2 separate regions of the Homo sapiens genome follow, and region 2 is linked to region 1. Evidence: chromatin contacts called from ENCODE Hi-C or POLR2A ChIA-PET data. All regions are on one chromosome and are shown on one strand. The core of a region is the stretch at or near the end of the contact, and the rest is flanking DNA. Distances in the headings are between cores, read along the strand shown.

Region 1 (7,011 bases), core at 1,406-3,905:
TTACCACTTAACCAATCTCCCACTTTTCTCTTACAATCTTGGTGTCAAGACATCTTTCTAGTGTCTTCTGAAGAGATTCATAGTGCCACCCCGACCCTAAGGACATTCCTTCTCTGATTATCTTTTGTCTTATTATCACTTTCCATAGACTAAATATTATATCTTGGTTTGTAACTACTTTAGGGGGCCTCTTCCAGAGTAATTGGTCATTATCTTTATGCCTCAGATCTTCTTGAGCGATATTGATGATTTCCATATGCAAAATCACATGGGGTTAGTAGAGCCACACAAACTTAGGCCAAGCTTTGTTCTGATTAATTAGAAACATTATTTTCTGGTGCAAAGCTACCCCCTCTCTAGGGCTGAAGTTTGCAAACATTGCTGTATATTCAAATCACCTGAAGTGCTTTAAAAACTGATGCCCATGTCTCCTCGTTGTGAATCAAATCAGGACCTCAGATGGGAGCCAGGCATCAGTATTTTTAAAAATGTTTTAATTATTTATTTATTTTATTATTTTACTTTTTGAGATGGAGTTTCGCTCTTGTCACCCAGGCTGGAGTGCAATGGCGTGATCCTGGCTCACTGCAACCTCCACATCCCAGCTTCAAGTGATTTTCCTGCCTCAGCCTCCCGAGTACCTGGGATTGCAGGCGCCTACCACCATGCATAGCTAATTTTTGTATTTTTAGTAGAGGTGGGGTTTCACCATGTTGGCCAGGCTGGTCTCGAATTCCTGACCTCAGGTGATCCACCCTCCTCGGCCTCCCAAAGTGCTGGGATTACAGGCGTGGGCCACAGCATCTTGCCTAAATTTATTTTTAATTGACAATAATTGTGTATATTTATGGGGTACAAGGTGATGTTTTGATCTATGGATCAGGCATCAGTATTTTTTAAGTTTCTCCATGTGATTCCAGTGTGCAGCTGAGTTTGAAAATCAATGCTTTAGACCAGGACTTCTCAAACTTTAATGTGCACATGAGTGACCTAGAGATCCTAGATGTTACAAGGTGAATTCTGATTCATAGGATCTATGGTAGGGCCTGGGATTCTGCATTTCTAATATGCTCCCAGGTGATGACAAAACTGCTGGTCTGAATCTCACACTTCGAATAGCAAGGGTCTAGATATAAAATGTAGATCTAGTAGTAGTCTATTCTAACAGCGGATCTGAACAAACTAAATTCCATTTGGGTTCAACTGCAAAGTCACAGGAAAAGTGATCACTGCAATAAAGTCAAGAGCAGGGGCTGTGAGTGAGAGAACTGAGAGGATGGTTGTTTTTGATCTCTAGTTTATAGACTTAGGTTGACCAACCATCCAAGAGAAGCCATCTTTGCAAAATTATAACGATGAGAGAAATCTGACACAGTCGACCCCATTTTGCATAACTGACATATTTTGACCCCATAGTTTCCACAATCCCTTATTGCTCAGGAGTCATATGGCCAGAGATCACAAGGTTTGCGACTTCCCCAGTTGCTCATCTAGGTAACATCACTACTGTAGAAACTAAGATTGGTTTTTTGAAATATTTTTTCAACAGATCCCACCCGGCCTTGTGACTCATGATTCACCCGGTCCTGTGGCCCCACCCAGAGTTGGACTCAGCACACAAAGAAGTGTTCCACACCCCTATGATTTCATCCCCAATTTATCAGCAGCACCCTTTCCCTAGACCCCTGCTCTCCAAACTGTCCATAAAAACCCTAACCTTCAAGCCTTTGGGGAGATTGATTTGTATAATAACTCTATTTCCCATGTGGCTGGCGTCATGTCCATTAAACTTTTTCTCTACTGCAATGCCGTGTTCTCAATGAACTGGTTTTGTCTGTGCAGATGGCACAGGAAGAACCTATTGGGTGATTACACCAGTTTGCCCAGGACTGAGGGGTTCCTGGCATGTGGGACTTTGAGTTTTAAAACCAAGAAAGCCCAGAGCAAATTGAGACAAGTTGGTCACCATAGTTATGGTGCTGCTAGGAGAGCAGCAGAGCAGCCAAGCTGTGCGCTTTTTGCATTCTGATTCCTCTTCCTGGGGGCAGCAGCCCACTATAAAGCCAGGGGTGTGCTAAGATAGATGGCTTACGGAAAAGGAACGCTGAATTGCATGGCCACACCAACAAGAACTTAATTACATGACTCCAGAAGGGCAATAACAGGGCAGATTCTGTGAAAACTCCAGAATCTTAGCCACAGAGACAAGTCTAGAAAACACAGTTTAGTGCTTTGCTCTAGCACTGGTTAACTGTGGGACCTGGGCAACTCATGCCCCCTTTCTGAGCCTCAGTTTCCTTGGCTGAAAATGGGAGTGAAACTGACAGATGTGTGCGAGTCTTTGCTGTGCTCCCACCCCATTATTTCACATACAGTATGGATAATGCATATAACCGCACAATAGCACCTTTTCAGCACAAGCAGCAAATCCACCTTCTGTTTTGCGAGCAGCCATTTCCAGTGCTCCCCAAACTCCCTCTGGATAGCATTAGCATTCATCTTATTCGGGAACACTTCCCTTCACTGTCCTTTGATGCTCAGAGAGCTGAGAACTCACAGTGCTTTTTTTTTTTAAGGCTGTAACATATTTACAAATCTAAATGAAGCTCTATTTCCAGACCCAGTCTTTCGGTTTTGAGTGGCTTCCTCCTTCTGCTCTCACCTCCACCCAGGGAGCCCACTTCTCAACTTCCTGTTTTCTTTAGAGAGACAAAGAGTCTCCCCAGCCACCCATTGCTGGATTCCTGTTAACCTTTCATTAAGCCTGCTGACAGCTGGCTTTAGCTCTTCATGAGTTAGTTCAACACATTCCCATTTAAATGTGTCCCACCTGGCTTCATTAAGTTTCCTGCCAGGTTCTCCCTTTACAGCTTCCTCTGCAAATGCAAATCAGATTCTGAGTAAATAATATGGGGACAAGGGAAGATTGAGCTATAATGGGGTTGTAACTGGAAAGCCATTGATATACTCAGGTTGCTGTGGATCAGAGGACACTGAAATCCATTTGAGTCCAATGCAGGTCAGTGTTACAGAGCCATATGCATGAAGTCTGGAATTGGAGCCCTCACTGTGAAGTACAGGGTAGTGGTTAGAGTGTGGAGTCCTTCAAGCCTGGTTCAAAACCTGGCTCTGCTACAGGAGATTGGACGACGTGACCTTGAGCAAGTTCCTTCACCTGCCTGTGCTTCTGTTTTCTTAGCTCCAAAGCCAAAATAATATACCCGCTTTATTGAGCTGCTGTCAGGAGTCAATGAGATAATTGCCTTGAAACAGTTAATAGAGTACCCAGAATATAATAGGTGCTCATTACAAATTGATAGTATCTCCTGTGTTTAGCCTAGAAAGGCCATGGTGAGGAATTAGGTTGCTTTAAATTGAGCTTGCATGCGGCCCAGGATGGCTTTGAATGTGGCCCAATACAAATTGGTAAACTTTCTTAAACATTATGAGATTTTTTTTGCGATTTTTTTAGCTTATTAGTTATAATTAGTGTTCGCGTATTTTATGTGTGGCCCAAGATAATTCCTTTACTTCCAGTGTGGCCCAGGGAAGCCAAAAGATTGGAAACTCCTGCTTTAAATTGTGAGGTTTGATTGTGGATCCACCATATAATCATTAGCTGTAAGAAGCACATACTGCATCACATTCCTTCCTTATGGAAATGGAAAAACAACATTGATTCCATTCGATTGCATTACCTTTTTGTTTGTTTGTTTGTTTTTTGAGACAGACACAGTCTTAATCCGTTTCCCAGGCTGGAGTGCAATGGTGCGATCTCGGCTCACTGCAACCTCCTCCTCCCAGGTTCAACCGATTTTCCTGCCTCAGCCTCCCGAGTAGCTGGAATTACAGGCACCTGCCACCAAGCTTAGCTAATTTTTGTATTTTGGGTAGAGACAGGGTTTCGCCATGTTGGCCAGGCTGGTCTCAAACTCCTGGCCTCAAGTGATGTGCCACCTCGGCCTCCCAAAGTGCTGGGATTACAGGTGTGAGCCACTGCACCCGGCCTATTCTATTGCATTTCCCATGTGTGTTTTGTCTCATTCAGAAGTGAAGCTCCTTAAAAGAAGCAATTCTCTCTCCTGGGCCCCACATACAATAGATACCAAAAAGTTATTTATAGATGCTAACAATTCATCCTGATTACACAAAGAGGGAATGAGAGGAGCAACTACATCCACAGCCTCCTCTGATCAAGGAGTCTCAGTATAAGAATTATATATTTATTTTAATTCATCTTTTACTAAAATCCACCCTTTATCCCCAGTCTCAAACTGGCTACCTTGTTTTAGCCCACAGCCATGTTTTGCTTGCCCAGGAAATCATTTTAACTAATTTTAAATTTTAATGCCCTTAAGTGGACATACACTCCGATTTATCATGGGCCATGTCATCTCCCTTTGACTCCCTCAACTGTATCAGCTGCCTGGCCTCTAAATTCATCAGAGTTTGCCACCTCTGCCCCAGGCAGAGCTAAGTGTGCTGCTTCTAGGTAGGTCTAGGGGCCAAGGATGAAAAGGGCTGGAAGACAGGAGACAGGAGACCCATACCTGTATTGAAAGAGGGTATCTCTGCCACAGCATGGAGAACAGACAGGAAAAGGAGTAAAGTCAGAGATTATAATTAGGAAGATACTGCAGGAATCCAGCCAGAAAGTGCTATCAGCTTAAAGGAGATGAAGCAGCAGGACCTTTGCCCCTGGTACTGGAAGCTCCTGACCCTCTGTCTGGCCAAGCCCACCACCACACAGCCCTGGTAAAGGGAGATTGTTTTCTTGAACACTTTATCTGTTAGGAATTACTACAGTGCAACATTTCTCAAACTCTAACGCACATCAGAATCATCTGGAGGGTCTGTTAAAACACAGTTTGCTAGACTCTACCCCCAGAGTTTCTGATTCTGGAGGTATGGGGTGAAGGACATGAATCTGCATTTCTATCAAGTACCAGTGACACGGAGGCTGCTGGTCTGAAGTGCATAGTTTGAGAGCCACCGGGCTAGACCAGCATTTTTCAGAACTTGGTTCCATATTAGAACCACTTTGGGACATTTTTCAAAAATTCAGATGCCCAAGTCATACCCTGGACCAATTACAGAAAGAATCTCTTAAAGGGTAGGACTCAGGAATTGGCATTTAAAAAGCTCCCCAGTTGATTATTCAGCTAACATTGAGAACTACTAGGACAGAGGCTCCTGGAGGCCATTACGAGCTCTAAAATACTATGATTGCTCATGTTAGTGTTTCTTAGTCGGTACAAGGAGTTTCAGAAATACATTTGGGAATCGATTGAAAATACCCCTTTGCAAAACAGAAAAGTAATATTCATTGAGTTTAAATGTTCTGTTTAGGAAGTGTCTGTCGTCTTCTTTTTCTAGTCAGACCCAAGCTGGTAGTGACATTGATAATGGCGGTGGTTTTGGAAGGTGGATAGGGAGCATGAGCTAAGTTAGGGTTGGGTGTATCATTACCTCACAAGATACTATAACCTGACTACATACACAAAGCCATCTGGCCCCACTCCATTTTCTAGATGGGGAAATTCAGGCCCTGAACCTGGCTCTAGACCCACTTCCCCAACGTTTCTAAATAAATGTTTGAGTTTAGCACACTAGACAAAGTCACTTTAAGTATCTTAAGCTGACATCAAAGCCAAGTTGACCAAAAAAAAAAAAAAATTTTTTTTTTAAAAAAAGGGCCAGGCACAGTGGCTCACGCCTGTAATCCCAGAACTTTGGGAGGCCAAGGCAGGCAGATCACCTAAGGTCAGGAGCTCGAGACCAGTCTGGCCAACATGGCAAAACCCATCTCTACTAAAAATATAAAAAATTAGCCAGGTGTGGTGGCGGGCGCCTGTAATCCCAGCTGCTTGGGAGGCTGAGGCAGGAGAATCGTTTGAACCCACCAGGCAGAGGTTGCAGTTAGCCAAGATCATGCAATTGCACTCCAGCCTGGGCAACAACAGCAAAACTCCGTCTCGAAAAGACGAGAAAAGAAAAGAGAAGAGAAAAAGAAAAGAAACAGCTGCCAATCTGCTGCTAATTGTTTTCATCATTGGTGCCAATCATTCTGCCCAACTGCAACTGAACAAGTCAGAAGTCAGGCTGCCTTGGGCCAGTTTTTCCAAGTACCCAGGTGAGGGGGATTTTTACTAACTGTTGGATCAGTGTTGTGTGAACTAATAGGACAAAAAAATCTATAGGCTTCACCAGTCAAGTAATTAGACTGACTTTTTTCTCTCTTAAATGTAATGTCAAGAGAGTTGAAATCCAAAGATGGCTACATTTAGAGAACCACGTACTTATTCCATTAATGTTGCTATTGCTGTAAACATGCTGGGAAGTCCTTCACAGAAATGTCTTTCAGATCTGGTTTACTTTCCACATTTCTACCCAGCCAGAAGCCCCTCTCACTCAGGCACACATGTTTTTTATACATTCATTCAACAACTGTTTGCTTTAATCTCTCTCCCATGGCTCCTCGTGTTAGCAGTTATTAAAGTTTTAAAATAAACCTGTTGTTGCTGAGGAGCACATTTCCAAGATTATATTTAGAGAAACTTATTTGGATTGCCTTGCTTTCACATCCACGCACTGCCCCTGGTTGAATATTCCTGTCATTCACCACATTTTACTCCCACGGACTCTTCCCTGTTTCCAAAATTAAATTCCCCAAGCAAGAACTAGGATGTGACACTATGGTCACCTCTAAAGACACTCAAATGTGAAAAGAAAATAATAGAAAATTTAGGAGTTTTAGAAGTGAGTCAATGTTGGCCAAGTGCAGTGGCCCAAGCCTGTAATCCCAGCACTCGGGGAGGCTGAGGCAGGCAGATTACCTGAGGTCAGGAGCTAGAGACCCACCTGGCCAATACAGTGAAACCCCATCTCTACTAAAAATACAAAAATTGGTGGTCATGGTGGCATGCACCTGTAAGCCCAGCTGCTCAATCAGGAGGCTTAGGCAGGAGAATCGCTTGAACCCGGGAGGCGGAGGTTGCAGTGAGCAGAGAT
Region 2 (7,011 bases), core at 2,927-5,426, 590 kb after region 1:
CAGCACAGCCTCCCAGGGGGACGCACAGCCAAACCAGATGCCGTGCACATTCCGAGAGCCAGGCAAGGAAACCAGTGACTGAGAACAGACCCCCTCCCCTGCTCCTGGGCCACTCCTCCCACCCACAGGGTCCTTCCAGGAGAAGGCAGACAGGCTTCTCCACCGGCCACTCTCAGGCCAAGACTGGGCCAGCTGAGCAGCTTGCTGAGAGTGGATGCCCAGTCGCAAGTGTGGGCATGGGTGGTGTATGCAGGAGGAGGCTGCAGGACACACCTCTGCCATCCAGAGGCAGGTGGAGGCAAAGAGGACCTGCCCCACAGCCAGCCTGCCTGGGCACACATCCCAGCTCCTTAACCGGCAGCGGGGCCTTGGGCACCTGCTGTGTAACCTGTGTGTGCTCACTCACCCACAACTCAGGATAATAACCCACTAATGGGTGATTAAACGTGAGTTAGAACTAAGTATGTGAATGGTATCTGGCCCCTAACGAGCACTCAGCAAGTGCTAGGCAGAAGCCCAGGCCCACAGTTCCTGCCTAAAATGATGGGGCCAGATGGGGTTCAGGCTTTTCAGATTTAGAAAGCAGATATTGTAATACATAGGTCCATATGTACATGTGTGTACATATATAATTACACATGTGTGTATGTATATATATATATATATATATATGGATATGGATAATTACATATGTCCGCATATATAACTACATATGTATATTACATAACCCCCCAGCAAGGCTGGGGATAACACCTTCTGATCAAACATATTAATATTTCTGTAATGCAATATAAATATTCACTTTAGGAGTGATTTTTTTTTAAAAAGACTATAATTCATCTCATGTCAATTCAGGTCAAGTTTTGCCACCAAATGTGTTTACATTTTTTTTCAGCTTTTAGAACTCCCTTAATTTCAGAATTGTGGAAGAGAGATTGTGGTTCTACGGTAACACTAGCAGCAACAGACAATTTATCTCTCACATCAATATTAGGAATGTGGGCACCAGAGTCAGGGAAAGCTGGATTCAGTCCCTTCCTGACTGCCTGATTCCAGATAAACCTCTTATCCCCTATAAGCTCTAGTTTCCACATCTTAAAATAAGGATAGTCACATATATTTTATGGGGTTTTTGTGAGGAGAGAATGAGATAACGTACATAAAATTCCCAGCACAGTGCCTGGCATCTACTAAGAGGTCCATTAATGTCAATACAAATGATGATAATTATTATTGTTTATGAGCTCAATAAAATCAAGCCCACTCTCTCTGGATACTTCTTTAAAAAAGAAAAAAAAAAGTACCATTTCCAAAGAAGCGCCACCCTCCTCTGGGATGATCTGAATTCAGTGAGGCCCAGTATAGGAATAGTAAATTTTATTCAAGGCACCTTTTCCGCTCTGTGTTTCTGAAACTCTGTTGCCATCACAGCCCCAGGATGGAGGCAAATCCCCAGCCATCCACCCCAGCAGAGCAGTCCTGTGGTCCCACTGTCAGGCCAGGGCCCAAGGCGTGGAGAAAAGGGCCACTTACCTTACACTGGTGGCAGCAGGAGCCGTGAGCACACTCCGCCCCCGGCCTCAGGGTACAATTAGAGGCATTGCAGCAGGGGTTGTTACATTCCTGGGGAGGCAGTGGGGTGGGTGTGAGTGGGGGAGGGCCTTCACCACCCCCAACATTTTCCCCACCCTTGCCCACACACCCCTGGAACCCCAGCTCTCTAGCAACTATCTCTTTTTTTTTTTTTTTTTTTTTGAGAGGGAGTCTCGATCTGTCACCCAGGCTGGAGTGCAGTGATGCAATATCTCGGGTCACTGCAACCTCTGCTTCCTGGTTTCAAGCGATTCTCCCGCCTCAGCCTCCGAAGTAACTCAGACCACAGGCACACCCCACCACACCTGGCTAATTTTTGTATTTTTAATAGCGATTGGGTTTCGTCATGTTGGCCAGGCTGGTTTCAAACTTCTGACCTCAAGTGATCCACCTGCCTCGGCCTCCCAAAGTGCTGGGATTATAGGCATGAACCACCGCACCTGGCCTGGAAACTTTTGACCTCAAAAATCATGTGACAGCTTCGTCACTAAGCTAATGTGTACTTGTCACAAGAACCATATATATGCACAATCATTAGTAACATGACTTGGACACAGCTACATCTTTTTTTGAGACAGTCTGCAACCTTCTCCTCCTAGGTTCAAGCAATTCTCATGCCACAGCCTCCCAAGTAGCTGGGACCACAGGCACACACCACCATGCCCCGCTAGGACACAGCTACATTTTGAGTATGAATATTTTTCAAGGCATTTTCTACACACATACATATATATTTATACTTACTTTACAAAATCATAGTATCCACAGTGTTTTTTTACTTAATATAACATGCGTATTTCTCCCTGTAACCATGTAGTCTTCTAAAATGGACTTTTTAGCAGAGTATATGGAAATTTTATGTTTTGTTTTTCTAATCCCCAGTAGAACATCCAGACACCCTGTCTTTCATGGGTGCCCTCCTGCCCCCAACCCTCCTAGGCTTTCTTATCTCATGAAAAGGGGCTGCCGGTGCAAGAGTCTGCTGGAACAACCTCTCCAAACAGTTTATGTCAACTCCTGGGTCTGTTTCCTTAGATTTTTTTCTCCATCTGCTTCTCTTCCTAAGCCCTTCCTGGCCTGGACCTTTCTGGAACAGAAGATCTCCATGGGTTCCTTGCTCTCCCCCAGCCTGAGATTTTTAAAAGATTATGAGGCGTTCCAGTGACCCTGAGCGTCCTCATCACACTCTTACAGTATTAACAGGCCAATCCATCAGCCATTGATGAAAAGTGTACGGGGCTCCACAGATCTCTCCACCACAGCCTTATGAGGCAGCCTTGACCCCATTCCACAGACAGGGATGCTGTGGCTCAGGCAAGTCCAGTAGCTGGCCGAGGGACACACCTGCTGAATTCAAGTCAGGTCTGCCTGAGGCCTACCTCATGTTTATCAACCTTATACCCCTAACTGTCCAGGGCTCTAGCATATTGGAGAGCCACATCCCATCCCCTGACCACAGACACCTGTCCACCTGTCTCCCCTAAGAGAAGGAATAGAACACTTTCCTCCCATTATTCTCCCACCATGTTGGGCTCCAGGAAGACCTGTATTCCTGCCTTCCTAATGTACCATATTTCTTCCCACGAAGGCACAGGCTCCCCTTCCACCTGAAATGTGCCTTCCCTCCTGCGTGCCTCACTAACTCCTAATGCAGCCTTCAGATATGGGCTCCAGGTCACCTCCCACACAAGCAAGGAGGTTCCCCCTCACATTATATATGTTCAGAGCACTGTGTCATTTGTCTTCCTAGCACTTGCCATGGACTGTACATATATTCTTTTGCAATTATTTCAATATGTGTTTCTCCCACTAGACTATCAGCTCCCCAAGGACAGGAACTATGTCATTTTTGCCACTCATCCTAACCCTAGGACCAGACACAGTAGCCCACACTCAGTGTGCCTGTTGAATGAGCAACTGCTCAGAACCTAAGCCAACTGGCCATGCCCACTCTCAGGCCATTCCTCAACCCCAGTGGCCCTCCATGTTCATACCACTCCCTCCTTTCTGATGGGTCTGTGTTGATCTCTCTGGGCTCATGGTGGTGGGGGTGGCATCCTTGACTAGTTCTTGTTTTATTCTGAAAGTGACATACTGGCATTAAAAAAAGAAAAATCACATCACAGAGGTCACAGGCAGGGTGCGGTGGCTCACGCCTGCAATCCTAGTGCTTTGGGAGGCCGAGGTGGGTGGATCATCTGAGGTCAGGAGTTTGAGAACAGCCTGGTCAATGTAGCAAAACTCTGTCTCTGCTAAAAGTACAAAAAAAAAAAAATTAACCAGGTGTGGTGGCACACACCTGTATTCCCAGCTACTCAGGAGGCTGAGGCAGGAGAATCGCTTGAACCCTGGAGGTGGAGGTTGCAGTGAGTGGAGATCTTGTCACTGCACTCCAGCCTGGGCAACAGAGTGAGAGAGAGAAGGCCATAAAATCAGATTTTTTTTTCCATTTATACAGAACCTCAGTCTCACCCCCATAATTTACTGTTACTTGTTATCTACCCCAAATTGTTATGCATGTATAAACATACATATTTTCAGCCTTCAAAAAATAGAGACGAAACAATCCAGTTCTGCTTTCTGCAGAAACCACATGCATTTGTTAAAAATGACCGGGCTCTGCCGTGTACCCTCCACACTCACTGTGAAGATCAGAAGGAAGGAGAGAGTTTACACATAAACAGTTCCTCCTAGCAGCCCTTTTGGGACTTGACAGCACTTCCTACATCCCCTTTCCATCATCTCTCCTCCAGCCTAAACAGCATGAGCTTGTTATTTTAAGCATCCTCATAAGGCCCCTGTTCAAGCCCATATATCTGGCTGTGTGGCCTCCAGAATAAATTCCGTGCAGCTGGAGGGCAAGCAGGCATGTGCAGCTCCACTGAGGAAGACAGAGTCAACATGCCACGTGATCGTGGTTTCTGGTTAGACCAGACACTCATAAGAAGAACTGATCCTGGACACTAGCGATGCTGGCCACAAACTAGCAGAGGCGGCACAAACACTCCAACTGGAAGGCTTCTTCATATCTGATTTTTCATGGGGTATTGGACAGTTATATGTAGGAAACACCTGTGACTAAGAAATTTTCAATTGTGTTCTCTTTGACCTTGAGTTTTGAAACCAATGCAAATTCTTCCCCTCCCACTAGCACCATTGTGACCCCTCACCTCTTCTTCTCCACAGTCACACTCTTCCCCATCTTCCAGATACCCGTTCCCACACCTCCGGCCTCCATACAACATCCTGGTGTCTGGCATGTTGGAGAGACACATTCCACCACCTGACTGCAGATACCTGTCCAGCTCCCTCCTGTTGCATCCATTGAACACTTTGGGAAAGGGGTGCCTGGCAGAGGACAAGGCTGGAATTAGTGGGGAGTTTGAGCATCTAGCAGTCAGGCAGGTGTCACTCGTGCTGTCACTCCTGCTACCCGTGGGGCTGACTCCACCTGGGTTCAGACCCCCATTGTCTCACACACATACATTCTGGCCCCTTAGAACATTTACCAATACATTAATTTAGAATTTTTTCATCCCTTGAGTTCGTGTCCTTAGTAGGGACATGGATGAAGCTGGAAACCATCATTCTCAGCAAACTATTGCAAGGACAGAAAACCAAACACCGGATGTTCTCACTCATAGGTGGGAACTGAACAATGAGAACACTTGGACACAGGAAGGGGAACATAACACACCGGGGCCTGTTGTAGGGTAGCAAGAGGCGGGGAGGGATAGCATTAGGAGATATACCTAATGTAAATGACGAGTTAATGGGTGCAGCACACCAACATGGCACATGTATACATATGTAACAAACCTGCACGTTGTGCACATGTATCCTAGAACTTAAAGTATAAAAAAAAAAAAAAGAATTCTTTCATCCTTAGTGATGAGATATTAACCACCCCATAACATTCTATTTTTCTTAGTCGGCATGCAGAAAGCATTTGAGAATCAGGAGTAGCAATTTCTGCCCATTGCATGAGGGGGCTGCGATAAGTAAAGGGTTGTGAGTGTGTTACAAGAGGTCTCCTGAGACTTAGCACTGAAGAAAACACCAGCCAACCTAAACTTTTCCTGAAGCTGATATCAGGTGAATATTCTCTTGTGACAGAGGACCAGGCCAAAAAAAGGCCAAGATCATAAGTTTTATTTCATTTTGGGCCAGTGATCTCATTGCTGTTCTAAGGATGCAGAGGGCATTCCAAACTCAACCAGCCAACTCATAAACGCATGCTCTTTATCACAGGAGTATGGAAGGTCCTGGGTCCCACCATTGGTGAAAAGGACAAATAGTACAGCCATCTGGGTCTACAAAAGGAGAGTTATCCTGCTCCCAATTCTCTAAACCAATTAAAGGTTAAACCCTCCAAGAAACTGGAGCTTTTCCTTCAGTGGGAAGGTATGCTCCAAGGAATTTGTTACTAATAATTGTTAAACTATCCATATTTGTGAATAATTTAAAAATGAAAGAGAGTAGTAATCAATATAACTCTCAATCATTTGTCTTCAGATACGCTTTTTAGATTGAGAGAGAAAGGGGTGAGCTTAACCATGAGCTTATAGGGATCCAGGCATGACTGTGAAGCTGTATCCTGCCTCATTCTTTTTTTGTTGTTGTGGTTTTGAGACGGAGTCTTGCTCCGTTGCCCAGGCTGAAGGCTGGAGTGCAGTGGCACAATCTTGGCTCACTGCAACCTTTGCCTCTCGAGTTCAAGTGATTTTCCCGCCTCAGCCTCCCTAGTAGCTGGGACCACAGGCGTGCACCACCACGCCCAGCTAATTTTTGTATTTTTAGCAGAGACGGGGTTTCACCATGTTGGCCAGGCTGGTCTCGAACTCCTGACCTCAGGTGAACTGCCCACCTCAGCCTCACAAAGTGCTGGAATTACAGTCGTGAGCCACCGCACCCAGCCAACATCATCCTTTCCATGTCACAGCTGAGAAATAATTTTAAAAAATTGACACCAGAGCTCTAAGAAAGCTGCACTGTTTCTTGGAGACATTGAAACACCATTCTCTAAGAATCATAAACAGGCCCTAATGGTGTGGGGTGAAGGAACACAAGGTCCCAACGTGATGCCTTCCAAAGAGCCTGGAAGAACCCAATGCTTTGTGCTGCCTGAGTTCAGATGCTAGAAGACAAGTCCTTTGAAGAAACTCCCTAATTCTCTTCAGAGACTCTGGTTTTAAAAATCCCTCATGTCCAGCGCGGTGGCTCACACCTGTAATCCCAGCACTTTGGGAGGCCGAGGCGGGTGGATCACGAGGTCAGGAGATCGAGACCATCCTGGCTAACATGGTGAAACCCTGTCTCTACTAAAAATACAAAAAATTAGCCGGGCATGGTGGCAGGCGCCTGTATTCCCAGCTACTCGGGAGGCTAAGGCAGAAGAATGGTGTGAACCTGGGAGGC

The links. A loop is a pair of places that touch in the nucleus more often than their neighbours do. ChIA-PET counts read pairs that join two places held with the same protein, here RNA polymerase II (POLR2A). Pooled maps may share reads with other maps.
Region 2: a map with no recorded cell type shows a loop between it and region 1 (4-fold over the local background). The contact joins two enhancer-like sites. A Hi-C loop is called at or near these places in 8 of 37 single-sample maps with no recorded cell type and 4 of 50 pooled maps. POLR2A ChIA-PET finds 5 or more read pairs at or near these places in 1 of 52 experiments (GM10248).

The regions. Positions count from the first base shown.
Region 1 is chr5:156,911,541-156,918,551 of GRCh38, forward strand. No RefSeq gene overlaps it. Among named protein-coding and RNA genes, the nearest start is that of TIMD4, 48 kb to the right of the region's middle. RefSeq lists enhancers at 1,068-2,267, 2,268-3,213. Within about 2 kb of position 2,656, at least 7 of the 41 ENCODE cell types and tissues checked have a DNase peak (open chromatin) inside an H3K27ac peak, as active enhancers do.
Region 2 is chr5:157,498,040-157,505,050 of GRCh38, forward strand. ADAM19 (ADAM metallopeptidase domain 19) reads right to left here. Exons shown (of 23, transcript NM_033274.5): 12 at 4,764-4,941; 13 at 1,534-1,623. Among named protein-coding and RNA genes, the nearest start is that of NIPAL4, 41 kb to the left of the region's middle. RefSeq lists enhancers at 1,962-2,011, 2,072-2,131, 4,324-4,433, 4,614-4,673, 5,124-5,183. Within about 2 kb of position 4,177, at least 5 of the 41 ENCODE cell types and tissues checked have a DNase peak (open chromatin) inside an H3K27ac peak, as active enhancers do.